Regions from separate parts of the Homo sapiens genome. Here region 2 is linked to region 1. Evidence: chromatin loops called from intact Hi-C (ENCODE). Cell type or tissue: heart left ventricle. All regions are shown on one strand. Links, peaks and the distances in the headings refer to the core of each region. The heading gives the core; the rest is flanking DNA.

Region 1 (15,578 bases), core at 5,944-10,943:
CATGGGGCCCACACATGCTCTCCTGGCAGAGTTGCAGTTATGGAACAGACACCAGAAAGTTATGGAACAGACACAGATCCCCCAACAGATCTCCATGGTCTACAGGAGTGAAAGCACAGGGCAGGCAGTCAGCGATGAATGCATGGATGGATGTATTTAATAATAGCTTTACTGAGATATAAGTCACATCCCCAAATATTCACCCTTTAAAGTGTACAATTCGGTTTTTTAAGCATGTTCACAGAGTTGTGCAACCATCACCGTTATCTAACTCCAGAACATTTCATCACTGCACCAAAACGCCCTGCACCCATGACAGTCGCTCCCGCCTCACCTTCCCCCAGCCCCTGGCACCACTAGTCCATTTTCTGTCTCTACAGATTTGTCCATTCTGGACATTTCTTACAAAAGAATCACAAAACACGTGGCCTTTTGTGTCTGGCTTCTTTCACTGAGCATGTTTCAAGGTCCATGCGCACCTGCACACCATAGCGCAGGGCTTCATTCTTTCTGATTGACGGCCAAGCAAGACCCACTGTGTGGACAGCCCACGCTGATTTACCTACTCATCAGCCAGTTGACATTCGGGCTGGTGCACTTTTTGACTGTTATGAGCAACATTGCCGTGAACATTTGTATGCATGTCTTTATGTGGACATATGTCTTCATTTCTCTTGGGTAGATACTAGGTGTGGAATTGCTGGGTCATCTGCTAATTCCATGGTTAACTTTTTGATGAACCGCAAAACTGTTTTCCAAAGCGGCTGTGCCATTTTACCGTTTTACATTCCCACCCATAGTGTGTGAGGATTCCAAGTTCTCCACGACGTGTCGTTTTCTGGTTTTGTTTGTTTGTTGCTTTTGTTTTTGATACGGTCAGCGCTGTGGCTTTGGTTTGCACTTCCCTGAGTGGGAAAATCTTGAGCATCTTCTCCTGGGCTCGTTGGCCTTTTCTATGTCTTTTGTGATGAAATAAAAGTCAAATCCTTTGCCCATTTTTAAATTGGATCATCCTTTCATTGTTGGGTTGTAGGAATTCTTCTTATTATTATTTTGAGAAAGAGTCTCACTCTGCCACCCAGGCCAGAGTGCAGTGGCACATTCATGGCTCACGACAGCCTTGACCTCCCAGGCTTAGGCGATCCTCCCACCTCAGCCTCCCAAGTAGCTGGGACTACAGGCGCACGCCACCATGCCCGGCTAATGTTTTGTATTTTTTTTTTACAGAGACAGGGTTTCGCTACGTTGCCCAGTTTGGTCTCAAGCTCCTGGGCTCAAGCGATCTGCTTGCCTCAGCCTCCCAAAGTGCTGGGATTATAGGCGTGCGCTGGCGAGCCGGCCGAATTCAGTGATAATTTTTAAATGCACAGAAGAATAAGAGGAACTGGTCCAACAACCAGAAAATTTGACGTTTCCAGCTGCTCCTGGCGTCTGACTCTTGAAGAACATTTAGTGCACAGCACACAGGAGGCCCCCGCAGCCCTCATCCCAGCAGCCGTGGAAAATCTCTCGAGGGAAAACCAAGTGGGCTTGGAGGACTCCTGCCTGCCTCTCCCTCTCCCAGGATGCATGTCTTTCTCCTCCCCACAGGCAGCCGGGCCCTGTGGCCGGCACCTTCCTGGCTAATCCCAGGGGCTCCTCCCAGGACGTGGGAGGACAGGGGCTGGCTGTGGGAGGCATCCAGGACCCAGGCCAGCATGCAGCCGAGGGCGTATCCAGGGCCCATGTGCCCACCAGGCTGGGTGCGCCCGTGATCCCGGAGAAGCGGGGGGCCTGTGTGGGCATCTGCAGATGCCTTCTGGCCTCTGTGGCAGGGCCAGGAGCCACACGCTCCCTGCACTGAGTCACACAGAGGCTGGGTCATCAGGCCTGGGGGGCTGGGGCCGGGACCAGGCTGCAACCAGACTGCTTCCTCTCTGCCCCTGTGTCCCAACTGTCCCTGTCAGCCATCTGCTCCTGTCTCCTCCCTGGGCCTGAGTCAGAGCCAGGCGGATTGTCAATGGGGAAGGCAAGGGGAGCTTAGATCGAGGCGAGGGCAGCAGAGCTCAAGAGCTGCAGAGACCCCGCAGCTCTTGGGAGCTGCCTGAGGGGTGGCAGAGCCCGCGTGGGTGGCCGGCAGCCCGGGCTGCCCACTGGAGGGGCCCTCCTGGACCTGGGAAGGGAATCTGGGCTTGGTGGCCTCATCCATCACGCACCACGAAGTCTCACTGCCGGCAGGGAGATGGATGCCTTGCAATGCCGATGAGCAGCCCAGCATACACCCAGTCGCTTTGGGGGCCGCTCCCTGGAATACCTGCCCTCCATCCTGGGCGGGAGCCTCCACTGTGTGCCCTGTGCGAACATGCTGGTCCTCTTCCTTCCCTCTCTCTGTCCTCTCTGCAGCTCGGGGCGTTTCTCTTCCTTCCTGGCATCCAGGGTGGGGGCAGGGCATGGAGCGGGACAGTCCTTGGAGCCCCCAGACCGGAGTCGAAACTCTACAGCCTCCGTCAGCTCGGCGGCCATCACAGAACCATAGCTTGGCGGCTCAAACAACGGACGTGCCTTACCCACATTCTGGAGTCCCGAAGCCCACGAGCAAGGCTGGGCTCCCAGGGAGGGTCCTTTCCTTGGTCTGCAGACGGCTGTCTTCTAGTCGTGTCAGCACATAGAGGAGAGAGGAGCTTGGTCTCTTCCTCTGTTACAGGGCTACGAATCCCATCGGGGGGCCACCCTCACCCCCTCATCTCACCCTAGTCACCTCCCTGAGGTCCCAGCTCTTAACACCATCACACTGGGTGCTGGGGCTTCGACCTACGAACTGGGGGATGCTGTCAGTCCACAGCCCCTGCCTCTGCCCATTTGTCACTGTGAGACATCGGGGAACACACAGGGCCGCTCAGACCCTTGGAATCGTCATCTGTGAGTCAGAGACCATCTTGACCACTGGCAGCAGAGAGGGTGCACCACCCTTGGTGGCCAGACCGCGTGTGCCGCCTCCCTCTCATCCCTTCTCCACCCAGTGTCCCTGGGCTCTTCCCCCCTTTCCCTGATGTGAGGACGCAGCCTCTTCCACCTGCTCAGTCCTGAGGTCCCCGGGTTCCATTTGGATCTGCCCAGCCTTCCCGGATGAGCTCCCCTGACCAATCTCAGCTCAGCCCGCAGGCTGACAGCTCCCATGAGTCTCCCCGAGGGCCCCATGGACACCTCCACACGGATGCTCAGTGCCACACGCCTCTGACAGGTGCGGCCAGCTGTGCCCCAACACCCACACTCCGGTACCAGAACACCTCCTTCAGCTGGGAGCACGGCTGGTTCCTGCCTCGCCCACCACTCACTGGGACCACGGGACGTAGCTCTGAGCAGAGGGCTTGAGGGCAGGCATCCGCCGAAATGGTCTCGTGGGACTCTAGGAGGAGATGGCTGGCACCTTCCACCCTGATTCCCTCCTGCCCCAGCCCAGTGGCCAAGTGCCAGCCACTGCCATAGACGAGCCTGGGGGGTGAGGTCCATGCCCATGGAGAACAGGTGAGCGGCAAAGGACTGGCCCTTGTTTTGTGCTGTTGCCCAGTGTGTTGGTTAGCTATGGCTGCAGAACAAACTGCCCCAGAATTTAGTGACTTTTCGCAGCACACGTTGACTATGTCAAAGCCTTTGTGGGTCCAGAATTCAGGCACCACGGAGCTGGGTCTCTGATGTGTCTGCAGTCCAGGTGCTACAGGGTGTCGTCCCCTCTTGGTTGGCTCACGTGGCCCTTGGCAGGATTCCAGTCCTTGAAGGCCAGGGCTGAGCATCCGGTTTCTTGCCGACCGTAGGCAGAGGCCAGTTCCTGGCCATGCGGGGTTCCCGCCAGGGCAGCCCTTGAGAAGAGTGGCGAGAAGGTGGGCTGGGCAGTGTCGTGGTCTCTTATAACCTGGTCAGAAGGTGGGCTGGGCAGTGTCGTGGTCTCTAATAACCCGGTCAGGGATGTGGCATCTGCCCTGTGCTAAGTCCTGCTTGTTGGAAGTGTGTCCCAGTGACACCCGGAGGAGGCAGGTCACTGGAAGCCGGCACTGCCCAGCATGCCCGAGCCTCATCCTGACCCTAGCTCCACCCACCTCTGATGACTCCTGATGAACCGGACTCCTGATGAACATGGCAAAGGTGGGACCTGGTGAGGTTCCTCGTCCTCCCCACTCCCTTCTGAGTGGCGATCCACTTCCCTGGCTCCCCAGAGCCCCTGTACTCCCTCTAGGGTCTGTTCCTGCACTCCCTTCTGTCACCTCCCTCGGGAAGTTTCTCCCTGCACCCCCTGCTCCCCATCATTTCCCAACTTGGCCCTCTGTGCCCCCCCCATGCCCCTCCCTGGCCCAGCAGTCACAGCAGTGAGCTCCACACAAGCGTCCTGGTGAGCCCAGGTCCCCTCTCCTTATGGCTGTGTTTTATCTCCTTACTTAGCAAATCAAAATGTCACCAGCACCGGATTGTACCCTAATTTGGGGGGGATCTTGACCGACGCATTGGGTTTTGAGAACTCCTGGCAGGCGCTGCAGACTGTGAGCACCGGAGGGCGAGGGTGGCGTCCATCCTCAGTGCTGGGGACCACCCGGGGGTTCTGATCTGACCCACCTGAAACTAAGTCCTCAGAGAGGCCCTGGGGCTGCAGGGCTCAGCGAGTGGGAAGGGTTTGGCCATAAGGAGCTCCGGATGGCAGAGGTCTCTTAAGGACACCAGTCCTGTGGGACCTGCACCCACCCTTATGACCCCGCACATAATCATCTCCTAAAGGCCCTGCCTCCAAACACAGCCATCCTGGGGCCGGGGCTTCAACATATGGCTCTGGGGGACGCAAGGCAGTTGATACCAGCTGTTCACCCCATGAATAACGAGGGAAATGTAACGCAAGATGAGGAACAATTTTACTGTGACACGTTTATATAAGAACATATGTACACTCATGTATGTATATTTGTATGTGCAGTCAGCCCTCCGTACCCTCCAGTTCCATCTCCCACAAAAACTGCATTTTCCATCCAAGGTGGGATGAATCCTCAGCAGGGGAGCCTGTGGATAAGGAAGGCCGACTTACGGGGGAGCCTGTGGATAAGGAAGGCCAACTTTTCATATCCACGGATTCCACAGGGCTGACTACAGGACGTGGGCCAAGGATGGCGAGACCACCAAACTCTGCAAACTCATAGAAATAAAGCACGCGGTACGGGGACGCAGGCTTAAATAACAAAATATATTTCGATATGCACAGTTTTAACTGAGGACACACAAGCCTTCCTCAGGCTGCAGGCCCACCGCCCTCCCAGTGGGATTCACAGCCCCTGCGGAGTTTGTCCTCACGCACACCACACACGATCGGGTATAAAACACATTCTATAAACACGTTCTGATGCAAACTGTGTGTCCATAAATATATATTTATGCAAGTTCCTCCCACCCACTGCAGGGCCGTACAGCTCTGGGGACAGGAGGTCACAGCCGACTTTAAACCACAGGTTAAGTAGAAGGTTGCAGGTCAAATAGAAGTTCCCGTGTGATTGCATCACCCAACGGCACTGTTCTGTCATCAGGAAATGCTGAGTGCCCGCCGTGGCCGGGTGGGCGCGGGCGGTGGTCAGACGCTGCTCTGGAGCTGGCTATCTGTGGCACTGTCAGGGGCTGAGGACTGGCTGGGCAGACAAGTTTCCAGGCCATCTGAAGACTCCGACAGGGGCTTGTATAAGAAGCAGGCTATGGCAAAGAAGAGGACGCCCAGCACCTGGGGAGAGAGGAGCCCGCTGGACCTCGTGGGGAGCTCGGCCAGAGCCTTTGGATACTGGTGGGCCTGTCCCAGTCCTGTCCCTGCCCCAGCCTGCAGCACCCTCACCAGGTCCACGGAAACCCATCCTGCTCTGAGAGGGTATCTTTCCCATATAACCGGTTTGTAGAGCAGACGCCAATATTGTTAAAGAGGGAATGAAACACACCCTTTGACTAAAAACAGAGGCACAGGACTGAGGGGCTTGTCATGGGTTGAACAGTGCCAGACACCAGTGAATGGGACCTTTTTTGGAAATAGGGTCTTTGCAGATGTAATTAAGGATTTGAGATGAGACCATCCTGGATCTAAGGTGGGCCCCAAATCCAATGACTGGTGTCCTCATGAGAGAAAGGAGAGGAAGACTTGAGGCAGGGACAGAGGGAAAGGCCACATGCAGCTGCAGAGAGCCAGAGCGGCGGAAGGAGCCCGCCCTGCCCCCACCTGCAAGCGAATCTGGTTCTGCTACATCAGGCCACCCCGCTTGCGGTCCTTTGTCGTGGCGGCCACAGGAACCTCACACAGAGCCAGTCGCCGGTCACCACCACAGCCGGGGTTCAAGCCCCGGTGCCACCATCATGGGCAGTTCTGAACCTTCAGGGTCTTGGTTTCTTTGTCAACAATGAGGGGCTGCACCGACTTTGCAGGGCAAGAGGACGATGTGGCAGGAATCCCACGTGGGCCCCAAAGGCGGTGAGGTCCAAGCACGGATGCTGCCGCAATGCCCACGCAGAGTACATGTGCACCACTATGATTTCCACGCTGGGCGTGGACCAGAAACACCCACTGTGCCTCCTGGAGTGTCAGCCTGGCTGATGGCCCTGAGCCTGCATTCAGGGAGTGAGGCTGTTTTGACTCGGTGCAGGACAAAGTGGAATGCGAGGGTGTTTATAAGGAGACACCGTGTGCTCCCCCGCTACAATTAACATGGACGCATGCGCTGCTGAGGCCAACTCTGACCCTCTGGATACGGCTCCCGCTGGCTGTGCTGAGCCCAGGGGATGGCTGCGTGTGGAGGGCTCTCAGCCTGCTGCTCCCAGCTAAGGGATGCATCCAACACAGCAAAGAGAGAGTCTGGGGACGGCTCCCTGGGAAAGTACAGCAGCCCCCTCATCCGCAGACACTGAGACCCCTGTGGACGCGTGAGTCTAAGGGTAGTACTAAGCCCAGCCAAGGAACTACACCTTCTCGCTGAAGGAGGCGCCTCCGGCTTCCCATTGGCAGAGCTGAACGGCGGCGTGAGTGCTCCGGTGCTTTGGGGCCATGATTAGGTAAATAAGAGTGGCTTGAACATGGCACTGTGATATGGTGATGGGGGATGTGGGAACCACACCGGCTGCTAAGTGATCAACAGGTGGTGGCATGAATAGCCTGGACACGCTGGACAAAGGTTATGTCTTATGAAGTCAAATGGTCAATTTCCTGATGCTCATGTGCCTTTGGGCTTCCCCAAACACCACCACTCCCTGAGCAGAGACGCGCCTAACAGAGAGTCAACCGTTATTTTATGCCAAAGCGAAAGGCGTATCACAGAGGGCTTGGGCCTTAGTATCCAATATCCCCAAAGCTCCCTGCAGAATAAGTTCTGACCTTGCCTTCTTCCAAAGTTGGACAAAGGGAGAATCCGAGTCCTGGGCAGGACAGATCAAGATCTCACCAGACTGTGCAGAACGGCGCGTGCTTTAAAGGTTATGAACTGTTTGCTTCTGGAATTTCCTATTTAATACATTCAGACTGTGGTGGACCTCTGGTAACTGAAACTGTGGAAAGTGAAACCTCAGATGAGGGGGAAACCGAGGTGTATGTCTCCTTAACCCACTGCTTCTCTCCAGAGCCACACAAGGCCCTGCTCAGACTCGCCTCTTTTCTGCTAATCCGAGGGGAGGTGAACCAGCTGGGCTCCTTCCCTTTCTCTAACCTCCCTCCTGGAAAGCCTGAGGCCACGGGTTCCTGCAGGATGAACTCTCCTGGGTCCGTCACCCAAGGAAGAGCGTCAAGATCCTCTGAACAGCTGGCCGTGGGACCGCATTTTATTTAGAAGGCTTTGTGCTTTATCGTCTAATGGGGGCAAATTCCAAACACAAATACTGCGTTTCCTCCCAGGTAGCATACGCCAAAAGTCACAACAGAAAGTTTCTGTTAGCTTGAAAAATGAGGGCCAGACTAAGAGATCCAATGGAATCCAAGGCGCACTGATCACGGAGAGGCTGCAACCTGCCCGCCAGCCCCCCAGACTGAGGCCCGGAGTGGACCAGCTAGTCAAGCCGCTCTAACAGGAGCAGCCACTTCTTATTTCTGCAAAGCTTTTAGTTAACGGGCATCCCGGGTACGTGCAAGACCACACTGTGGAGGGGCAGTCCCAGGAGGTGGGAGAGGGAGCAGGGCCTGGGCCTGGGCTTTGCTGGAGCTGCTGGGGGCCTGGACAGTGAACCCCAGGAGGAGGCCCTGCAGCCCACCTGCCTCTCCCCACAACCAACTCATGAGGAATGTGGGAAGGGCCTTCTACAAACTGGCTGCAGGAACATCTGTGATGTACTAGGCTGTGGTCCAAGCTGCTGGAAGATCGCGGCATGTTCGGAGCCCCCAGCCACCCTCAGAGCAGACCCTCTGTCCCCTCCCTGGGCCTGCTTACCTTGTACAGGAGCCCCATGATGAGTATGTAGCGGCTCATGGCCGAATTCTGGTACACCAAGCAGGAGCCCTGCTGGCCACACTGGTCCTGCCACAGCAGACAGGCCTTGTCGATCACCCAGCCGAAGGCGATGGGCCCCGGGATGCCCCCTGCGGAGAGAAGCCCACTCAGCACCCACACTCCTGGTGGGTAGGGGCTAGGCAGGGGGCAGGCAGCCAAGAGGCCTGGAATGATGGGCTCTGGGAAGGTGATACTGGCCGTTGGAGTTCTCAGGGGGTGCAAAGAGGGCTTAAACGTTCCTTTCTTTGGGCATTCGGCATTGGGGCTGCGAGTTTCCCATGATCTCCCAGGGAAAGCCTTTGGGCAAATAAATGACGATGGGCCCCTCTAGTGGACAGTTAGGGAATGGACCCCTTCCCAGGCGGGAACAGCCTCCTGCTGGGAAGCACATCCCCTTGGTGGTTAGACACTTGCCCATGCCCTTGTGCAGTGAGCACACTGTGCAACTGACCATGGCTTCCTCACACTGCACAGTACCTAGTATTCTAACTACAATCCACTGGATTCCCAGGGCAAAGGATCTCTGAGGGTCACGGACACATCTGCAATAGAAAACCACAGCGTCAGCACCCACAGAAGTGGGGTTGCATGCCAAGTCACCCCCTAGGCCAGTGGCCTCCTGGACCAGTCCCCAGCCACATCATCACCCCCCCCCAAGTGGGAAGCCCCTCGTCAGAGATCAGAGACAGTGAGGTCTCTCCTGCCACCAGTGACAGACAGGCCCGCTTAGACCTGGGTGTTTCCTGGAGTGCTCCTGTCTCAGGATCTGCAGAGCTCCGCCTCAGGGTGCTGCAAGGAAAGCTCTGGACAAGCGCACACCCGACCCCAGCTTACCGTAGAGTTGCCGTTAGTGCAGGAATGCTGCTGAGGAATGTAAAGAAAATTACAACGAATATGAAAACCAGAAGGAGGGGCTTTCTCTGACAAGTTGAAGTGCATTTCCCTGCAGTGGCATGGCCAAAACCAGAGGAAAGATTCTGAGGGATACAGCTACAGTCTCGGTACACCTGGGAAGCCCAACAATAGCTCCGATTACAAGGGGAAGGCACGGGGGCCCCTTCCCAGGGTCCAGGGGAGGACAGGGGCGGTAGGCAGCGGCTCCACTCACCTTCTGGCCGTCCACATTCGTCTCCGTGGCTGCAGGGCACCCTGCGTGGCACAGTGAGAAGTACATGAGGCCGTCCGAGCCGCACACAGGGCTGTAGTGTTCTGGCTGGCAGCTGCAGGCAGCGTTGCAGGGAGCCGTTAGGTTCAGGTGGCCTTCGGGCAGGAGGCTGCAGAGGGGGGACAAGCGAGTGGTAGGGTCCAGGCCAGAGCCATGCTGGCGCCCAGCAGGCACAGGGTCAGCCATGGGGCTCGTCCCCATGCAGCCTGCATTTCGGGTCTACAAACTTGCCAAGCTTGCACCGCCCCCAGCACGCTGGGCACTCACACTGGGCACTGCCTTCTGGTGATAGAATGGTTTTTCCTCCTCACGCAAGGAAGGCACACCCATGCCCCCCAGCACCGTCCGCCTGATGCACAGCCCCTTTCCCTAGTTCATTTGTTTTTGGACAGGCAACACATTCATATGGATCAAATACAAACATTAGGAAAGAAAAAGCGCCAAGTACACAAAGGCAGCCTCGTGGCCCCAGCCCCACCCCAGTCCTCGGTTCTCCAGCCACAGGCCGGCTGTGCATTTGCAGGGGTCGTCTGCACGTACACGCCCCTCGGCAGTCACAAACATCTGCACTTCTCACTTGAATCAGAGCACACTGCGCCCATTGTCCAACTCCTTCCTTTTTCCCACTTCACAGTATGTCTTGGCAGTGGCCCAGGATGAGCTTCCTCCACTCCTTTGTGGGCAGGGCCTCTGTTGTGAGGACAGCGTAGTGACCCCGTCCACCCTGATGACTCTTAGGTTCCGATAATGCCACAACGGCTGCTTTGTGCTTCTCGGCCTTGCACGGCACCTGCAGGTGCACTCCCGGGGCCCGCAGGGCAGGGCCGAGGTGCAGGCTACCTACGTGTATTTTGGATATTCCCTAATTGCCACCTGACCAGCAGGTGTCCCTCCCACTCCCAGCACATGGCAACTCCAGGAGCACATCCTGGGACACTTTTTATGTCACCGAGAGACCAGCCTCAAGGACCCCGAACACTAGGGCTGTTGTTCCATTTGACACAGCTACAGAGCAGAGTGCTGAGGCCCAGAGAGGCATATGACTGCCCGGGGGCACAGCCGGGACCCAAGCGCAGGCACTGCTGGGGGCTGGCATGGTGCCTTTTCACGTGGATGCTGCCGGGTGCCCTGCTGAGCGGGTGTTGCCCTTGCCGCTGTCCTGTGACGTAGCCCTTTTCAAAACCACCTCTCCCAAGTGCTGCACCACTCCTCCTCCATGCCCAGGGACCGCGGGTGCTTGGGGCCCCGACGCGTACCCAGGTGCCATCTGGCCCTCACCTCCCGCCGTAGCTGGCTGTGACGCCCGCCATGGGCACACTGGGGCAGTGCAGTGAGAAGACGAGGATGCCCAGCAGGCTGACAACGGTGCAGAACAGGCAGAACTTGATGACCGCGGAGCCCCGGAGCCTGAGCTTGTTCACAAAGAAGCCGCCCAGGAAGGTGCCGCCACCACCCGCTGGCACCACCAGGTACCCTGGGGAGAGGGAGGGATTCAGCCAGGGACTCAGGCAGGGGGCCGTGGTGGGAGAGGGTGGTGGATCAGCCGGGTCCACTTTACAGGTGGGGAAACTGAGGCATAGAGGGATCAATTCCTGCCTGCATGGCAGCACTCAACACCACACCTGAGTGCTTAGCTGTTGCGCTGATAGAGCCCTAGGAGGGACCTCTGTCCAGAGCCCACAGCGGGGATGCCTCAGAGGGGAAGGGGAAGGGGAAGGGGAAGGGGAAGGGGGAGCGGGGGGGCGGGGCGGGGCGGGGGGAGGAGGAGAGCCCAGAGTGCTCCAAGGTCAGCGGCCCCTGCCCCAGTGGGAAGCCAATGACTCCTCCACTGACCCCCCTCCAGGGCAGCCACACCCCCTCCTCCCCCAGGGGCCTCTGCCGAGTCCCTGCAGGCTGTGACAAGGACATTTGTCGAAGCCTGAGTGGCCACCAACAGTAAAAAATTGCGATTAGCTGGCATCTAGCTTCTGGGCTGACAAGTGAGGAGGGCACAGGTGAGGGGACAGGTGGAGAGGGGACAGGTTTGGGGGGACAGGTGGGGAGGGGACAGATTTGGGGGGACAGGTGGGGAGGCTCTCCAAGGGGCAGTAGAGCTGACCTCTGGGGGGCTGTTGAGTGTGGGAATGTGGGCTTGTGAGGTCAGCCCAGAGGGGCCAGGCCAGGATGGGCCTGTGGGGGAGGGAGGGGAGCCCTCATCTGATGCCCTCTTCCTGTCCAGATAGTGGACCCTGGAAGGGTAGAGCGCGGTAGATTGGCGGTGGTGGCCCACATGCCTGGCACCTCTGCCATGGCCCAGGGTACTCTGTGAACGCTGGCAGGAGGAGCAGCTCTGAGGAGGGGTCCCCACTTTCTGCAGACCTGCCCAGCCTGGGAAGGCCAGCCTGCCTCTGGCACCGAGAAACCCCCAGCTGCACTGTTCCAGGAGGTCCTGAGGCACCAGTGCCTGGCTCATGGAACAGCCAGGTCCAAACCCTTCCTGCACCAAGTCACAGAAGCCAAGACTAGGTGGCTAGGGGGTGGAGCCCACCGTGGACCCTTCCACCTACGGAGCATGTCCCACAAAGAGGGCAGGACCACCACTCTCCCGGCCTGTGGACAGAGTCGCTCAGCCCCCGTGGCGCTCTCCACACCTGCTCTGGCAGCGGGGGTGGGAGGGCACTCACTGCCATGTGCCCTGTCTGGGTCTTTCTAGAAGATGCCCTTGAAGACTCTGTTTCTGAGAACTGACATAAAAGCAGAGGACCCCCAAGATTCAGTTTTCTCACCAAACAAGGTGGCAGCTTCTGAGGCACTCAGGCTGAACTGGGACTCCAAGAACTTGGGGCTGAACGTGGACATGCCGGTGATGAGAGTGGCCTCGGTGGCCCCGGCCAGGCAGAGCAGGATGAACGTGGGGTTCTTCAGCAGGAGCCAGATGGAGCTGGGCAGAGGTGGGGGTGTGGAGAAGAGACTGAGGGTCAGAGTGGTGGGCAGAGGTCGGGGTGTGGAGAAGAGACTGAGGGTCAGAGTGGTGGGCAGAGGTCGGGGTGTGGAGAAGAGACTGAGGGTCAGAGTGGGCCAGACCCAGGGTGGGAGGAACCTGCTGTTCCTGAGGCTGTCAGCTCCCCGGTCTGATTACAAAGGGCCCCTGTTCCGACAGGGAGTAGAGTGGGGTGCAGGCAGGTGGGGGACACCCACACTTATTCCAGAGAAACCCAGGGGGCGCCAGGCTGAGCCTATGCCTGTGGCCCACTTGTCCTGAAAGCTGCAGTCCCTGATTAGGGAAAAACCTTATCAGTGCCTTGGCCAGAGCTTCAGCTCAGGTGGGGAGAGACCCCAAGTGACCCAGGACCCTGTTCCGTCACTGGCCAGCAGCAGGGCCTGAAAAAGGGAACTGGCTGGGGCAGGCAGAGGCCACCAAGTCCAGGACCGGACAGGCCCTGGGATAGGGGAATGGAATCACGGGAATGGGGACTGTGGCCAGTCCCCAACCGCCAGCCCCTGGGAGAAGTGGGGCAGGAAGCCACTGGGATTCGAACCCTCCATGCAAGAAGCCCCTGGGTAGACGGACCTGGCTAGCTTGGTTTGCACTTGGGGGCCAGTGGCCCTGGGGGTGGTGAGGCCTCAACTGGGGCGAGTCCTTGGTGCATGGGCCTGGAGCCCTGGGGGGAACTGTGGGAACTCTGAGCCGTCTGGCCCTGAGGGCTCAGCCTCAGCCTCCACATCTGCCTGTTGCGGTCCTGGCTGTGGGGTCTCAGGATAAGGACATAGCCCCCTGGAAGCTGGGAAGGCCCCACATCAGGCCTTGCAGTTTCTAACCCAGGAGGTGGCCGACAGCAGTGCGTCGGGGCTGCCTGTCCCTGCACACGAGGCCCTGGGGGGTGAATGGAGGCTCTCCCTGTTTTTGTTAGCATTGGAGGCCTGAGCAGGGCTAACGCCCAACCGCTGCTTAAGCGCATAAGATGCTGAGATGGAAAACGTGTTGCATGGTGTAAACCACGCAAAGCCCTCCCAGCCAGTGCAGTGATCGAGGCAGACAGAAGGGAAACCGCCTCTGCAAAGAGAGGCTCGGCTCTCTCTGGGGTACACAGATCACCCAGACTGGGCAAAGCTCACATTCATCCCAGCTCACAGCTGCCTGCATCCTGTTCACAGCACGCTCCTGTGCGTGACCCTTCTCCCCCACTGAGTGGGGGGCTCTCGGCCTCAGGTGGGGGTGTTTGCAGACACAGCTATTGTCCTGTCCCTGGAACTCATAACATAGACCAGGGGCAGAGACTGTTCCTGAAGCCCCAGGTCATGGCACAATAGCCTCTCACATCAGCCCACAGTAATGCAAATTTTCACAATAAATGACATGTCCATGTCGCCTCTGCTCACACCGCAGTGTCGCTGACTTGAACCCCTGCGTCTGCAGCTTAGTGACATCCTGTAAACCTACACTTTCCAGCCTCTCACCAGAGCAGACTGTCGGCCTCACATCACCCCCACCTGCAGGAGGGCGGCTCTTTCCTCTCGGCCACACCTAGAGCCTGGTTCCGATGAACGCAACTCTGAATGCCTGGAACATTCAAATGCTCTTGTTTGAGGAGGTGGCCAAATGTAAATGGATTCTGAAGAATCAGGAACAGACGGTGCAGCCCTAGTTAGCCTCTGAGCCCCAACAGGCCCACAGGTGCCTTGCAGAGCTGATGTTGGCGTCAGAAACTCCGCTCCAGCCTCACAGGCACTCTGCCTGCTTGGAGGTGTTCGCTGGCTCGCTCAGACTGACCTCAGCAGCCATGAACATGGGTTCTTTCTGTCCCCTTCCCTGATTAAAATGGGAGAGCCCAGTTCTTTCAAAATTTATTTCCTGACTTGAGGATTGAAAAGCCTCTTCTTTCTGGTTAACTACTTGGGTCCCACGTCTTGAAAAAGGCAAGACGATGGAGGACAAAGGAGACCCCAGCCCATGCCCTCCCTTCCCCAGCCAGTTCTGGCATGTGGGGTGACAGACCTGGGGTGGGCACCCTGGGGGGGGTCCCGGCGTGTGGGGGGATGGGGCTGGGGTGGGCACCCTGGGGGGGTTCTGGCGTGTGGTGTGACGGGGCTGGAGTGGGCACCCTGGGGGGGTCCTGGCATATGGGGGGATGGGGCTGGGGTGGGCACCCTGGGGGAGTCCCTCCCTGGGGCTTTTCCCAGACCTGCCCAGGCTCCGGGGTGTGTGGCTGCGTTAGGAGGCCCTGACTCTCTGAAATGCTATGCAAACTTCATTTCTTAATCACTGATTGCTCGGCTGAAATTCTCGTGTTGAATTTGCCCAGAGAATTAGTCATGACTTTAATAAAGGGAACATGTCCCATGATTTATTTCTTCCCAGCAACTGGTTTAGGGAACTAACCCTGGACATAAACCTCCTTATCACCTGATGAACTGAAAGAGCCCCAGGGTTCCTAGGTCCACACTGGGGGCTCACAGCCACGCTGGGAACAGGGCGCCTGACCCTCAGCTCTAAGCCGCTCTGCTGCTGGGTGGAGGAGAGAGGGTGAGCCAGTGCCTACACGATGTTCCCAAGTCCTGGGAACGTGGCCCCGGGTCAGCTTGGCCCATGGGGTCACCCTCCTTAGCAGGCAGCTCCCAGCTCCTTTGGGGGGTCTATCAGGGTCCTAATGAGGCCTCTCTTTCCCATCTTCATCCAGCCCTGCTCCTCTCTGCCGTGGACAGCTTGGGGCTTTCTGAGGGGCCACCTTTGGCCCTGATGCCTTCCCTCCTATCCTGGTTGAGGGCAGGCAGCAGGGACTCACCCATTGCCCACACCCTCCACCCACTATGGCCAGTGAGACACAGCCATTTGTGAGCTCAGGGACCTGCTGCTACAAGGGCACAAGAGTCTCCCCGTGCTGGGGCCTCAGACGCTGAGGACTTGGGTGGTGGCCACCCTGAGGGCCACCTGTGCCCAGCCCTGGGGAGAGCCCCCCAGGGAAGGCATGATCCCCAGG
Region 2 (15,578 bases), core at 5,760-10,759, 330 kb before region 1:
GCCCGTGGCTCCCGAGAAACGTGGGGGGCTGCTCGTCTTTTCTCTGACGGCTGTGCTCCTGCAGGTGTGTTGAGAATGGCTGGGGATCACCGGGAAAGAACTTCACCGTCACCACCCACCAGGAGCCACCCTTCCCCCAACACTCAGGGAGGAACCAAACACGAAAGAGCTTTGCTTCCAGCTGAGCTTTTCAAGACGCTCACTGTGTTGTTTTGTTTTGTTTTGTTTTTTAAGACAGAGTCTCGCTCCATCACGGAGGCTGGAGTGCAGTGGCACCATCTTGGCTTGGCTCACTGCAGCCTCTGCCTTCCGGATTTAAGCGATTCTTCTGCCTCAGCCTCCCTAGTAGGTGGGACTACAGATGTGCGCCACCACGCCTGGCTAATTTTTGTATTTTTTTGTAGAGATGGGGCTTCATCATGTTGGCCAGGCTGGTCTTGAACTCCTAACCTCAAGTGATCTGCCTGCCTCGGCCTCCCAAGTGCTGGGATTATAGGCTGAGCCACCACGTCTGGCTAAGATGCTCACCTTTAGATTCCTTCTAGGTAGAGATGTGCAGGCTGTGGGAGGTGGGAGGCAGCGTCCCCAGAACCGAGGTGTTCACACCACCCCGTGACCAGTGTTGCTGTAGGGAGAGAACGTGGTCATGTGTAGAATTTTACATTTTCAAGTGGCCATATTAAAAAAGGAAATAGAAGCAGATGAAATTATTTTTATTGATAACTTAATACTTATCCCAATACATCCAAAATATCATTTCAGTGTGTCATCCATATTTAAAGTTATTCGATATTTTACTTTCCTGGCACTAAGTCTTCAAGTTCCAGCATGTGTTTAAAGCCCAGCTCAGTTCATACCAGCCATGTTCCAATGCGTTTCAGTGCTCAGTGGCCACGCGTGGTTTGGCAGCCTCGGGTTTTGCAGCTCTCGGCCGTGAAAACACCAAGCACGCAAAGTACTCCTTGCTTCTTTCTCTTTGTTTAATAATAACCAGGAAATGCCTATGGACTTAAGGAGTCCATTCTAGAGCTGGGCAAATAGGAAATGTCCCATCCTTGTTTCTTTTCCAATCCTGATTCATCGAGCCTTTCTCCGGAGTGCGGGCTGGGGCTGGGGCTGTGGCTGGGGCCTGGGCCGGCAGCAGGAAAGGCAGAGGCTGTGCCCACTGAGTCACTGGGTCCACATGCCCCTCCAGCCTCACACGCGCCAACCACACCCAAGCCTAGGAAACGGGAGAAAGCGGATTACAAGGCCACAGAGTAAAGGTGTGGGCCCTGCTGGCTGCTGCTTGAGCGACTCACAGATCAAGACCTGTTCTTTTTTTTTTTTTTTTTGAGACGGAGTCTCACTCCGTTGCCCAGGCTGAAGTGCAGTGGTGCGATATCTGCTCGCTGCAACTTCTGCCTCCTGGGTTCAAGCTGTTCTTCTGCCTCAGCCTCCTGAGTAACTGAGATTATAGACGAGCGCCACCACGCTCAGCTAATTTGTTTTTCGTAGAGACGGTGTTTTCCTATGTTGCCCAGGCTGGTCTTGAACTCCTGAGTGATCCACTTGCCTCAGCCTCCCAAAGTGCTGGGATTACAGGCGTGAACCACCACGTCTGGCCAAGACCCATTCTCTTGATGGCTTGGCCTCTCTTTGGAAACGAGTTTTGTGAAGCTTAGTTTGTGGGAGCTTGGGGCAGGCTTCTCCGAGCCCAGTGGCTCTGTAAGGGTCCCTCGTGCGGTCAGGAGATGCAGGTTGCCTGACCTAGGTCCCACTCTTGTCTTCATGCACTGATGGCCATGCCTGCTTCCTTGCTCCCCAGGGACTCTCCAGCTTGCTGGGTAAAAATAGAGGGCCCAGCAGGTTAGAAAACAAATGTGGGGTTCACAAGGCCTCTCCTTTTTTCTTTTTTCTTTTCTTTTTTTTTTTTTTTTGAGACAGAGTCTTGCTCTATCGCCCAGGCTGGAGTGCAGTGGCGCGATCTCGGCTCACTGCAACCTCCACCTCCCAGGTTCAAGCAATTCTCCTGCCTCAGCATCCTGAGTAGCTGAGATTACAGGCGCCCGCCACCACGCCCAGCTAATTTTTTTGTATTTTTAGTAGAGACGGGGTTTCACCATGTTGGTCAGGCTGGTCTCGAACCCCTGACCTCATGATCCACCCACCTCGGCCTCCCAAAGTGCTGGGATTATAGGCGTGAGCCACCGTGCCTGGCCTTTCATTTCTTAAAGAGACAGACACTTCTCCTGCATCTCCACGCGTTTGGATGCCCTGTGGTCAGCGTACCTCAGACAAGGCAGCCCTTAACACGCACTTTCCTGCCTGAAACCAAGCTGCCAAGGACTTTCCCACCCCTGGGTGAGGCACTGTGGCCCGAGCACTTTTGGTTCCGCTGGTGCCTGGTATATGTTACAAAGAGCTTTGCTTCCCCCAGTTAAGAAATTCACTCACCTACAACTGCATCCCCGGTTTTCAGTAACAGGCGCTCGGCCTCCTATGTCAGGGCAAAACTGCCCCAGCTTCACCTCCACCCTAGGGCCTGTCTGGTGCCACTGGGTCCATCCGGCCCACAGCAGTTCATGGGCAGACCCTGGTTGACCAGGCACGCTGGCTTCCAGCAGCTCCTTTTAGCTGATAATTTCATCCCAACAATGGGATTTGTTTTCATGTGCGCAGCTGTCACTAGACTCATTGGGGAACTTTGTTTTACCTTATGGTTAAGTCAATGCCCAGCCGCTTGCTTTACAGACGCTTACTTTACCAAATGCGCGTGTCTGTTTCCCTTGCAGGATGGGAACAGGAGAAGAAGAGGCACCTCTTCGTAAAGGACAAACACCGTTCTCCTAAGAGGATGGGTGAAATGCACAAACCGTCTCCAACCCCCAAGCCACTCTGGTTTCACCATCGCTCTCCAAAAGACTTCCTGATGGAACCAGCCACCAGAGGCTCCTAAACCCTGGTTAATCCAGCAGAGAATGATTACAGCAATTTTCTAATGTGAATTTGTTTGTGGTATGTTTTTAGTCTTTAATCGCTTTTGGCATCCCATTTGAAGAGATAGAAATAGAGGATTTGTGATGTATTAAATTATTTCTCCAACAATTACCTCTTTGAACTCATAACCCTGGATACTGTGTTCCAATACTCCAACCAAAGTCTGTTTCATAAAATTAGGAAGTTGATATGCATTTGCAAATTTAATCCCAAAGGGACAAAACCTGTGCTACCCCGAACGCAGAAAAGGTTCAAACAGTTAGCAAAGTCACCTTTGATTCAACTGTTTTATTTGCTGTAAAAAGTGATTTATGCTGTATTATTTCCAGTCTGACGTGCCTGAGGCATCTTTACTCACATAAATGTATAAAAGCTGTTGTGTAGTAGCTGAATGGAAAGACGGTCAGAATTATCCTTGAAGTTAACGTAAGAGGAGGAGCCCCTCTGAGGGGCATGCATGGAAGGGGGTCTCTGAGCACACCGCACACCGCCGTGGCCTCTCCTGTCTCTGTCCTTCCCTGGTGTGTCTTTGCCCAGGCATCTGTGGGCATCCTCCGAGAGCCACCCTTGCAGGCAAGCGGCCTCTGTGGCTGTGCGTTTCTGGGGGCCATGGTGGTCGGAAACAGCGCAGAGTGCGCACGAGCCTGCCAATGGTCTCTGTTGCCCGAGACACACAGCGCCACCATGCATGCCTGCCCCACCCGGGGCCCCTGGGGACAGGACCATGATCTTGGCTAAAGTGCTCCTCAGAAAATGTCTGCACCTCTTCCTAGCCAGCCTCGTTTTGCCTCCAAGCTGGGTTTTGTTAAAAGTAATGAGCCCACAGTCAGTTGCTGTCCCGGGAACCCCTGATTGGCCCTGACGGGGGGCCAATCTCCCCGTGCACGTGGACGGCCCTTGCTGTCCTAATGAGGCCTCCACCAGTCCAGATCTGTGGCCGCAAACCCCGAGACACAGACAGGACCCACGATGCTGTCTGATGGCCACAAGGCATCTGACAGGATGCATTTTTGTCGCCGTCATCCACAGCCTCTGTGTGCTCTCGGCGTCTGGAGCTGCTTCTGGCCCCCAGCACTTCCTGCTTTCCGACCACGGATGACACCAAAGTTACCAAAGTTACAGGGTCAAACCGTCTCTGCATTTCATGCACGGAAATAAAACCATCCTCCACAGCCCAGCAGACTCCTGGGGCATTGCGTCCCGGTGGGTCCACGTAATGCAAACCGGTGAGAGACTCGTCACAAGGGTGTTCAGTACATGAACACACCCACAGCTTTAGGGACTGGGATTCAGAAACCCACCGACTATGAACCAGTGAATGCCAACAGGCCCATGCTGCTGGTGGAAGAAACGGAGGGGAGAAGCTTATTCTCCTCCAGACCCCACACCAACCAAGCCCCTGAGCAGAACCATCCCACCTGCCGGAGAGTGTCCCCACGGCCCTGAGCCGAGAAGTCAGTGACACCTGCTGGAGAGAGTCCCCACGGCCCTGAGCTGAGAAGTCGGTGAAGCCCTCGCTTTCATTCCAAGCACCATAGACAAACGGGAAGATGTTGATTTCACATTCAGGAATCTGGGTTTCCAAAATAAGCGTCTTCACCTGCTGCCGGGAAGAGACGAGCACTCCCCTGCTTTTACCCTGGATCCGCCCTCAGGGTGGTAGCATCAGCGGTGTGTCCAGAATGAGCAGATGCATCCAAAGCCGTCTGCTCTCCTGCCTTCTACCTTAGCAGCTTCCAGGGCACTAACAGAAGGAAAAGCACTAGGCTCGCCCTCCCCTCTTCCCTCTCCCCTTCCCCTCCCCACTCCTCCTCCTCCTTCAAGGCTCTCTGCAGAAGATGGGGTGCTTCTGCAGTGCACCCCCTCTTGTCTGGGTAGCTCTGCTCCCCTAACCATCAACCCATGCTTTTAAAAATATCCCAAATGTATAGCAGGTCTCAAGCCCCTGGTCACCTCCCCCAGCCCAGGTAGGTGCTGGTTTCGTCCGGCTTGGGGAAGGCCTGGCGGGTCTGGAAAGGAAAGACTGGCCCTGGTGGGGCAACTGAGCGCCTGTCGTCACCCTAGTCTTGAGACAGGCAGACATCAGATGGGGGCAAAAATTATCTCTGCCCAAGTGTGTTACCCAAACTTGTGTTTGTGTGTGCTATATGTGTGTGTCCATGTGGTGTGCCTGTGTGGACACGTGCATATATGATGTGTGTGTGCATGTGTCCATATGTGGTGTGTGTGCGTGTGTGTGCATTTGTGTGGTTTGTGTGTATGTGTGTGGGGGGTGTGCATGTGTGTGGATATGTGTGGTGTGTGTGCATGCATGGGGGGTGCATATGTGTGGTGTGTGCATATGTGTGCATATGTGGGGGGTGTACATGCATGTGGGGTGTGTGCATATGTGGGGTGTGTGTGCATGCATGTGGGGGATGTGCGCATGTGTTTGGCATGTGTGTGCATACACGGGGGTGTGCATTTGTATGCATATGTGTGGTGTGTATGCATGCATGTGGGGTGCGTGCATGTGTATGCATATATGAGCATGTTTGTGGTGCGATGCTGCATACAGCTCTCTTTCTGTGTGGGTTTCCAGCCCCCTCGCCTTCGTCCTGTTACAGCACAACTCTGACCTGCCAGGACAGCCCTGCTGCCCCCACGTCCCTCCACCTCCAGCCCTGAGAGATCTCTGGGGCCCTCCTTCCCTTTCTGTCGAGTTTGCCTTGTGTGTTTCACCGAGGTGAGACGTGAGCCACCATTCCAATTCCCAGGACACAGCCCTTTCTGTCTTTCTTAAACCCTGGAAAGCCCTGGCAAACACGATGAGTTGGGTGTCCCAGAGGTCAGGCCCTGTAACCCTTTCTGGAAGGAGAAGAGAGAGTTGGAGCGTGGGAGGTTCCCGGGCTGTCCCCAACTCTGAGTGCACCCGGCTTCCCCGTGCTTCTCCTGTGCGCGTCGGAGGGGTGAGCATAGAGAGGGAGGGAAAGCCGGGGGCAGGCCAGCGCTTCCTCATTGCCCAGCAGGAAGGCTGCATGGCATCCAGGGCACACCCCACTCGCAGACGTCACAGCCAGAGGCACGTGTAGCCTCCCTGAACCCAGACACAGGAGGGCAAGGAGAAGGGAGCGCCAGGGAGGATGACGGCCTGTCCTCAGTGTGGGGGTCCTTCGGCCATGGTTCCCTTCAGGCTTTCTCCCCCCAGGGAGGGAAACTGGAGTGAGACTGAGTCACAACAGGGCCAGGGCAGGGAGGGGCCAGAGTTAGGGGCTGCGGCTGTTTCCTCCTGAAATCGAGGACTCCCACCGCAGGCATGCAAGGCGAAGACCACACCCGGCCTCAGGTCCCTCCAGGGCAGGCTTTGCTATCAAATGAGTGTTTTTTTTAACATTTCCATTTTCAGAGCCTTTTGAAATGGAGGCTGTGGACTTGAGACAACAGGCCTGTGGGATTCCATTGACCATTGACCATTTTTTCAGAAGGAGAAACCGAGGCTGGGGGAGAAGGTTACTCTTTCCAAAGCACCAAAGCTCAGATTTAAAACTTGACTGTCAGGCTGGGCGCAGTGGCTCACACCTGTAATCCCAGCACTTTGGGAGGCCAAGGCAGGCAGATCACCTGAGGTCAGGAATTCGAGACCAGCCTGGCCAACATGGCGAAACCTAGTCTCTACTAAAAATACAAGAAAAAAATTAGCCGGGCATAGTGTGCACCCATATCCCAGCTACTCTGGAGGCTGAGGCAGGAGAGTCGCTTGAACCAGGGAGGCGGTGGTTGCGGTAAGCCGAGATCGTGCCACTGCACTCCAGCCTGGGTGACAAAGCAAGACTTCATCTCAAAAAAAAATTAAAAATAAAGTAAAAGAAAATAAAACTTTACTATCAGCCCCTGAGACCACAGCTGTGCCCACTGTGAGCATCGCCCCAAGACGCAGTGTAGAGATGTGGCCCGAGACCAAAGAGCATCTCGTGGCTGTGGCTCGGAGAAAATGGGTGTCAGCCCAGGAGAAACGCCTGAGCCTTCGTGGCTGTGGCTCGGAGAAAATGGGTGTCAGCCCAGGAGAAACTCCTGAGCCTCACCCAGGGTGGGGTCACCCCTGCCTCATGGCTGTTCCAGAAGGTGGGCGAGAGCCACTGCGCCCGGCCAACGGTCAGCACCTTTCAGTGAGCATGGGTGTAGCAAGTCAGCTCTGACTTTCTGCTTAATGAGGCTTAAAAGGTAACTTTGAGGAGACATGGCTCCCCCAGACCTGCTGGTTATCAGTGAGGGACCCGTCTCCCGCACAGGTGGTGGTGATGCTGTGGCTAATTGATATTGTGTGGGATTGCAGCTGTGGGGACAGAGGAGGGGACAGGGGACAGATGGACTCTCCAGGATGCAGTGTCACTAAGCAGCCTCTGTACAGCCTGCAGCAACAAAATGTGTTGTGGAAAGAGGACGCTCCCCACGCCTTGCCCCCATCATGTAGTTGAACAGGTGTTTCCAAAATAATTACAAATGAACAGACGCGCTCAGAGGCTGGTGTGCTGGGGAGGGAGGGGCGTGTCCAGGGCCCTGCTGTGGTCCAGACACACTGCCCCACAGGCTGAGGGTGAGGTCTCCGCCCGGGCTCCGACCTCGGCACTGTGTCCCTGTCCTTGGCAAACTCCACGCCAGGTGGCCAGCTGAGGTCTGCACCTGCAGGCTGGGCCCCCGCTCCCCTCGCCCATCCGGCCACCTTCTCTGCTGGGGAGTGACCGTCATTGAGCTGCGTCCTGAGGATTAAGGGGGGGCCTCCCCACTCCAGGCCCGCATGGTCACTGCATCAGGGTCAGCTGCAGTCCCACAGACGCAGCAGCCTCCAGCTGGACCTGAGTCACGCGGCTCCACGCCACATGGGGGTGACACAGGCACCACAGCCCTTCACTAGAGAGCGGCAGCCGGAAGGGGCAGGTGCGGCCAGTTCTCTGCCTGAAGAGCCTGCAGTGGAGGAAACGTGGAGCTCACCGTGGTAACCATTTCTAAGTGTATAGTTCGGTGACATGAAGGACATGTAGTGTAGTGCAGCCAGCGTCACTCTCCATGTCCAGGACTTTGCTATGATTTGATCGTTTGTCTCGTAAATTGAGGTGTAATGTATGTACGGTGACATTCACCCTTCTGAAACACCACGGCCACACGGCCCCCACCACAGTCGAGACAGAGAACACTGCATCACCCCACAGGTCCTGCTGTGGTCCCTGCCCTGTGCCCCTGTGACCCCTGGCCTGTGTTCTGTCCTGAGTTCTGCCTTTTCCAGAATGTCTCATAAACGGAGTCACCGGACTGGGGCCTTCAAGTCTGTCTTCCTTCCCTCCCTGTGCCCTAGACTGTCAGCACTAACGTGGCTGCACTGGGGGGTTGAGGAGCTGCAGGAGGTGTTTCTGTAAATCCTGGAGTGGGCCAGGCCGGGAGTTGCTGTCATTCTTATTCTGCTGCCCCACAGGGGCCCTCACTGAAGCTCTGAAAGTCGTATACCGCCTTGATTTTTGCAGGAGGAGCCCTGCGTGAGCCTCTGGATGTGAAAGAGACGTTTGGGGAATGAAGTGATCGGCCCGGCCTTAATCTTGCTGGAAAGATCCATGGACCTGTGTCAAGATCCTGCCTGCAGTTCTGCGGCACACGGAGAATCCGCAGTGCGATGCGTGCTTGGCAGCCCTTCGGAAGCAGCCCAGCTGTCTCCCACAGTTCCAGAAACACTTCTCCAGATTCCAGCCACAGCACAGCACACCGGGCGCCGGGTTGACAGGGTGGAGACAGGCAAGGGGAATGAGTTGGCCAGGCACGCACGGGCGAAGGGAAGGCTGCGTGGTGTGGAAAGGCCTGGGGCAGCTGGGGGCTCAGGCCCTTGCAGGACTGACGGATTGAAACAGCAGCAATGGTCTGGAGGGGACGCCAGGGAGGCCCCTGTGAGCTCAGCCCGCAGGGCTGCCGCTACGCTGCCTGTCACTTGGCATTAACCTGGAGACGTCCCCAGCCCTGACTACAAACACTGCAGAATATAAACCAGTCACGAAAGGCCCACGCGATCTTGCAACGAACCAGCAAATGAGAAAGGACCAGACTAGCAGCTCCTGAGATGGAACAGGCTCGGCCAGAGACACGCTTTACCGTCCTTTGTCTCTAGAAGGTGGAACATGGCGGGTGGGTTTTCCTACTCAGATCTCGTCTCAACTTTTTTCTCTTTCACGCCTTGATGGACAGGCCTTTAATAGACAAGCCAGGTTTAGGGTGCTTCCACCAGGGGAAGTCATGATGTCAGGACGTCAGCACCCCAAACGGAGCCTGGTGCATTGCTCCCAGCCACCTCCCAGGCCAGGCCCAGACAGCGGGGCTGTCTCCACAAGCCCGCGTTCCTAATCCCCCTCTAGGCAGCTCAGTTATCTGTCGGGCACTGTGGGATGTTATGGATGAGCTATGATTATATATTCCCCGTAACACCCTAAGTCAATCTTCGCAATTTTCATTTTGCCGAGACTTAATGTAGATTGTGCCCTGTTGTTGACTCCCATTTTAATCCAAAATCGCTCATTAAATGGAGACCAGCAGGCGTCGGTGGGCGAGGCCTGTGGGCTGAGCCTTGGCCGAGAGAGACCAGAGCAAGTTCCAGATGGACAGAAGCAGCTGCCCTCGTTACGTGCTGGGCGCTAATCTGAAACGCTGACCCGCTCCTCTGCACATTACAGTTATTAAATGCAACCAAAATTCCAGGGATGACGTGGTCCCTGGATGCCTCTGGACCAGGAGCCTGCCTGGGGCTGCACTCCTGCCTCAGAACCTCAGCGGGAGGAGGACAGGCAGCTCCGCACAGAAGCGGCGGTCTGGCCCCCAGGGTCTACTACAGGCAAAGGCCCCCCACTCGGTGCCCACGGACAAAGCCCACCTGGAAACCCCTGGGATTCCCTGCCCACCTGGCCGAACACGCCCAGCTGGGGTGCCAGATTCAAAAACAGTGACTAGGTCCCAAGTATTGCATGGGGCATATTTACCCTACAAATGTATTTCTAGTTATCTGAAACTCAAAGTTAACTGGGGGCATCCTGTGTCCTTACTTGCTACATCTGGCCACCCTCCCCTGCCTCCCAGCCTCCCCTGCCTCCCAGCCTCCCCTGCCTCCCAGCCTCTCCTGCTCCCAGCCTCTCCTGCCTCCCAGCCTCCCCTGCCTCCCAGCCTCTCCTGCTCCCAGCCTCTCCTGCCTCCCAGCCTCTCCTGCCTCCCAGCCTCCCCTGCCTCCCAGCCTCTCCTGCTCCCAGCCTCCCCACCTCCAAGCCTCCCCGCCTCCCAGCCTCCCCTGCCTCCCACCCTCCCCTGCCTCCCAGCCTCCCCTGCCTCCCAGCCTCCCCTGCCTCCCAGCCTCCCCTGCCTCCAAGCCTCCCCTGCCTCCCAGCCTCCCCTGCTCCCAGCCTCTCCTGCCTCCCAGCCTCTCATGCTCCCAGCCTCCCCACCTCCAAGCCTCCCCTGCCTCCCAGCCTCCCTGCCTCCCAGCCTCCCCTGCCTCCCAGCCTCCTCTGCTCCCAGCCTCCCCTGCCTCCCAGCCTCTGCCTGCCTCCCAGGCTCCCCTGCTCCCAGCCTCCCCCGCCACACTAACCAGGTAAAATCCTGCAGCTGCCAGCACCTTAAATGTGGTTGCAGTTATTAAATGCCACCAAAGTTCCAGGGCTGACCCTGCCCTGCGGCCCTTCCTCCAAAGGATGCTGTAAACACCTTTCCAGTGAGTTTCCTGGGGGCAGGACTGGCTACAGAATTTGCAGTCCCAGCACAAAATGAAAATATGGGGCCCTTGTTCCAAAACTGTTAAAGATTTCAATATGGCAACTTCGGAGAATTAAACCAAGCAGAGGTCCCTTCTCATCACAGGGCCCTGGGCAGCTGCTCAGGTCACGCACGGTGAAGCCAGCCATGCCTGGGGAGGGGAGGGGTGTACCTCACACCCCAGTCAAGCAGCACAGCAAGCTAGGCCCACGACAGACCCACTTCTTAGCGCCCTCCTCTTCCTCCATCCCTCTTGGCCCCTTCATCCCAGTACCCGACGGTCACATCCATACACGTGTGCACACGTCTGCACACACACCCAGGAGCACACACTTCCACACTTCCACCTGGAGACTGCTGCCTGTGTGGGAGGTGGAGACAGGCCTGGTTTAGCTGCTGCTGCCCTCGCTCCCGTCCGTGGAACACAGTCTGTCCAATCTCCATTTGGAGAGGAGATGGCCAGTTTCTATCTCATGGGAGAGGCATGGGTTTCCCTGTGGGTTCTGTCCCTCAGCACGGGCAGGCCAGAGCATGAGTCGGAGCACTGCTGTGCACACAGGTGACATGGCCCCATCTGTCTTCACATCACCTTCTCCTCTGTGTGCGTTCGTCCCCAAACTCCCCTGCCTCTCTCTTCTAAGGATGCATGCAGGCCAGGTGTGGTGTTACACACCTGTGGTCCCAGCTACTCAGGAGACTGAGGTAGGAGGATCGCCTGAGCCCGGGGGTGTTCGGCTGCAGCAAGTGAGCTACGATGGAGCCACTGCATTCCAGCCTGGGCAACAGAGCAAGACCCTGTCTCAAAAAAAAAAAAAAAAAAAAAAAAAAAAGGATGTATGTTGTATTAGTAGTTCCCACATTGCTATAAAGAACTACCTGAGACTGGGAAGTTTATACAGAAAAGAGGTTTAATTGGCTATGATTCCCCGAGCTGTACAGGAAGCGTGGCTGGGGAAGCCTCAGGAAACTTACAGTCATGGCGGAAGGTGTAGGGGAAGCCAGGGCGTCCTACCTGGCTGGTGCAGGAGGAAGAGAGAGTGGGGCGTGGGGGCACTTTCAAACCACCAGATCTCGTGAGAATTCTATCATGAGACAGCACTCAGGGATGGTTAGAAGCCATTAGAAGCCACCCCCATGGTCCAACCACCTCCCACCAAGCTCCACCTCCAACACTCAGGATCACAATTCAACATGAGATTTGAGTGGGGACACAGAGCCAGACCATGCCACAGGTAATGGCATCAGGGGCCCCTCTGATGATCCAGGATAAGCCCCTTTTCTTGGGACAGTTAACCTAATTATGTGTTTTACCACATTTACAGGCTCTGAAGATTAGGGTGTGGACCTACCTTCTTGGGGGCTACCACTCAGGCCACTGCGGGTATTTTCTTCTGTTAAGAATGTTCCCAGTGGTAGAGGACGGTTTCCGTAGAGATGCAGCTCTGGGAATCGGGCCTCCCTGTCCTCCTGCCTCCTGGACAAGCACCTTCCTCAGAAGCCGCGCAGTGGCTGGTTTCTCATCTGCCTACAGAGACAGTGTGTATCTGAGTAAATATCCCTTCCCTAAAAAGCAGAATGACAGCCTGTTGCAAACAGTGCTTCTGGCTACTTGCTTCCTTAGTCGATCTGGGAACTGTCTGCATCGTGTGTGTGACTGAGCCCGGCTCCTCTGAGCAGCAGCTCAGGTTCCATCTCTGACTTCCTGGCCTTTGCCAGCAGCTTGCAGTGCTGGGAGCTGGGATTGACGGCCACCACCAGACGCAGAAAGAGGCAAGGAGAATCCCCCTAGGAGGACTCATGCCCTGCCCACACCTTGATTTGGGGCTTCTGGCCTCCGGGACCATGAGGGGATCAGTTTCTCTTGTTTTAAGCTGCCCAGTTTGTGGTACTTCACGGTAGCAGTTCCAGAAGATGAAAGCAGCACCTGCCGTGAAAAATCCTAAACTTGGGCTGCGGCGTGGACGTGTGCCCCCACGCCCTTTGGCATCCTCCTGGGGTGGTGGCTTTCCTTTCCACTTGGGCCTGTTCACATCTTTCGTGTAAGTTTTTTTCTCCCAGAGGAATGAGAGGAGAGGGTGGGCGAGCTGTCAGTATGAAATTCCATCAAGTGTGCATGGCAGCAAAGCTGCCCCCACCCCACAGGTCAGCCAGCCAGGGTGCCCAGAAATTGGGCACAGAGACCCTTGTGTGGTCCTGTGGGCCTCTGCAGCCCGGCACGGGAGCCCCCACTGTGGAGGTGTTGGATATTGGGTGGATCAGGTACTGAGTGCTCAGCAGCCTGGCTCAGGAGCCCCTACCGTGGAGGTGTTGGAGATGAGGTGGGTGAGGGACTGATCGCTCTATAGCCCAGCTCAGGAACCGCCGTTGTGGAGTTGTTGGAGGTTGGGTGGGCTCAGGTACTAAGTGCCCACAAGCCGGCGCACTCCCCGCTGGGACCCTTAACCTAATCACGCGTTTTACCACGTTCACAGGCTGTGAAGAGCTGTGGAGATTGGGTGGGTCAGGTCCTAAGCACTCCGCAGTGCAAGCCACGAAGCCAGGCTCTCGTTCCCGTCTTGCAGATGGGGTGGTGGCGGGTGAAGGAGACCCAGGGCCTCCTGCTGCTTTCGGAGGAGCCGGAACTCAGGGCCCAAGGCAGCTGCAGGCAAGTCTCCCGGCTGGCCCCATAGAGGCAGCCCCTGCCTGGGGTGGAAAGTATGCAGGGAGGCGGCTCTCTGGCACACACCGACGCTCTCCTGGTCCAGGCATTTGCATTCTTGAACAGAAGGTCATGCACCCTCCACCTCAGGATGCTCAGACCAAGGAGCACGGAGGGTGGCCTTGCTGGGCTCTCCTGAAAGTCACAAGCACCTTGGAGGCCACCCCAGGAACGTTAGGAGAAGGCAATGCCAGCCGGGCCACCCCAGGAACGTTAGGAGAAGGCAATGCCAGCCGGGCCACCCCGGGAACGTTAGGAGAAGGCAATGCCAGCCGGGCCACCCCGGGAACGTTAGGAGAAGGCAATGCCAGCCGGGCCACCCCGGGAACGTTAGGAGAAGGCAATGCCAGCCGGGCCACCCCGGGAACATTAGGAGAAGGCAATGCCAGCCGGGCCACCCCGGGAACGTTAGGAGAAGGCAATGCCAGCCGGGCCACCCCGGGAACGTTAGGAGAAGGCAATGCCAGCCGGGCCACCCCGGGAACGTTAGGAGAAGGCAATGCCAGCCGGGCCACCCCGGGAACGTTAGGAGAAGGCAATGCCAGCCGGGCCACCCCGGGAACGTTAGGAGAAGGCAATGCCAGCCGGGCCACCCCGGGAACGTTAGGAGAAGGCAATGCCAGCCGGGCCACCCCAGAAGGGGCGTGTGTCAGTGGCTGGGAGGATGGCCTCAGTCCTCCATGTCCACGCCAGGAAACAGGTGTGGGGTCTGGGCTGATGCAGAGAAGACGAGCAGGGAAAGGGGTCCCGATCCAGACCCCAAGAAAGGGTTTTTGGGTCTCATGCAAGAAAGAATTTGCGGCGAGTCCATAAAGTGAAAGTAAATTAGGAAAGTAAAAGAACAAAAGAACGGGGACTCCATAGGCAGAGCCACCGCATGGGCTGCTGACTAAGGTCACTTACACGTATTTCTTGATTATATGCTAAGCAAGGGGTGGATTATTGATGAGTTCTCTGGGAAAGGGGTGGGCAATTCCCAGAACTGAGGGTTCCTCCCCTTTTTGGACCATATAGCGTAACTTCCTGATGTTGCCGTGGCATCTGTAAACTGCCATGGCACTAGCAGGAGCGTCTTTTAGCCGCTAACCTATTATAATTAGTGTGTAATGAGCAGGGCGGGTGAGCAGAGGCCACTCTTCTCACCGTCTTGGTTTTGGTCGTTTTGGCCGGCATCTCTACCACATCCTGTTTACCAGCAGGGTCTTTATGACCTGCATCTTGTGATACCAGTCCTGCCGACCTCCAATCTCATCCTGTGACTCCGAATGCCTCACCCCTGGGAGTGCAGCACAGCAGGTCTGAGCCTCATTTTACCCACTCCCTACTCAAGATGGACTCATTCTGCTTTGAGCCCCTCTGACCACAGTATTGGAGGAACAGGAATTGGGGTGCAGCTTAGCTGGGTGGTTTTCACAGGAGGTTGCTGTTGAGGTGCTGGCCGTGGCTCCGGTCATCTGAAGGACCCACTTCCAGTTGGGGTGTGGCTTAGCTGGACGTTTTTCCCAGGAGGTTGCTGTCGAGGGGCTGGCCATGGCTCATCTGAAGGATCCACTTCTAGGAGGGTTTCCGCGGCTGCAGGCAGGCGGCCTCTGTTCCTCGCCACGTGGACTCCCAAAGCGGGCAGCGCCTCACCTTGGAAGTCACACTGTCCCTTCCACCACTTCTTTGTTTTTCTTTTTTTTTTTTTGAGATGGAGTCTCGCTCTGTCACCCAGGCTGGAGTGCAGTGGTGCGATCTCGGCTCACTGCAACCTCCGCCTCCCAGGTTCAAGTGATTCTCCTGTCTCAGCCTCCCAAGTAGCGGGGATTACAGGCATGCGCCACCATGTCCAACTAATATTTTTGAATTTTTAGTAGAGACAAGGTTTCACCATGTTGGCCAAGCTGGTCTCCAACTCCTGACCTCCGGTGATCTTCCCACCTTGGCCTCCCAAAGTGCTGGGATTACAGGCATGAGCCACCGCACCCGGCCCCTTCCACCACATTTTATTCATGAGAAGCCAGTTGCTAAGTCTGGCTCACACTTAAGAAAACCTGCTTTTGAGGGAGGATTGTCCACAAAAATGGGGGACATTTTAAAACCACCACACTCAGATAGTTCACTGACAAGGATTTAAAGAAAACCACCAAGGCTGGGTACAGTGGCTCAT

Evidence for each region. A loop is a pair of places that touch in the nucleus more often than their neighbours do. Peaks named below come from ENCODE experiments on the same cell type or tissue, not always from the same donor. Only the 100,000 strongest peaks of a DNase experiment are listed, where the experiment ranks them.
Region 2: it touches region 1 in a loop (2.9-fold over the local background); 12 of 110 quality-filtered maps call a loop at or near these places.

The regions. Positions count from the first base shown.
Region 1 is chr20:62,661,897-62,677,474 of GRCh38, reverse strand. SLCO4A1 (solute carrier organic anion transporter family member 4A1) reads right to left here. Exons shown (of 12, transcript NM_016354.4): 6 at 12,387-12,541; 7 at 10,900-11,095; 8 at 9,565-9,730; 9 at 9,291-9,463; 10 at 8,934-8,998; 11 at 8,397-8,545; 12 at 5,182-5,725. The coding sequence ends at 5,582. It overlaps SLCO4A1-AS1 (SLCO4A1 antisense RNA 1), which reads left to right and starts at 10,854. Exons shown (of 4, transcript NR_024470.1): 1 at 10,854-11,090; 2 at 11,465-11,615; 3 at 11,978-12,551; 4 at 13,988-14,448. RefSeq lists an enhancer at 5,134-6,092. In heart left ventricle, for the core only: a CTCF peak has its summit at 8,801 (motif pointing left); no DNase peak of the experiment used is centred there.
Region 2 is chr20:62,988,275-63,003,852 of GRCh38, reverse strand. No RefSeq gene overlaps it. Among named protein-coding and RNA genes, the nearest start is that of BHLHE23, 11 kb to the left of the region's middle. RefSeq lists enhancers at 1-8, 3,163-3,804, 3,805-4,447, 4,962-5,726. In heart left ventricle, for the core only: no CTCF peak of the experiment used is centred there; no DNase peak of the experiment used is centred there; H3K27me3 peaks cover 3,170 bases.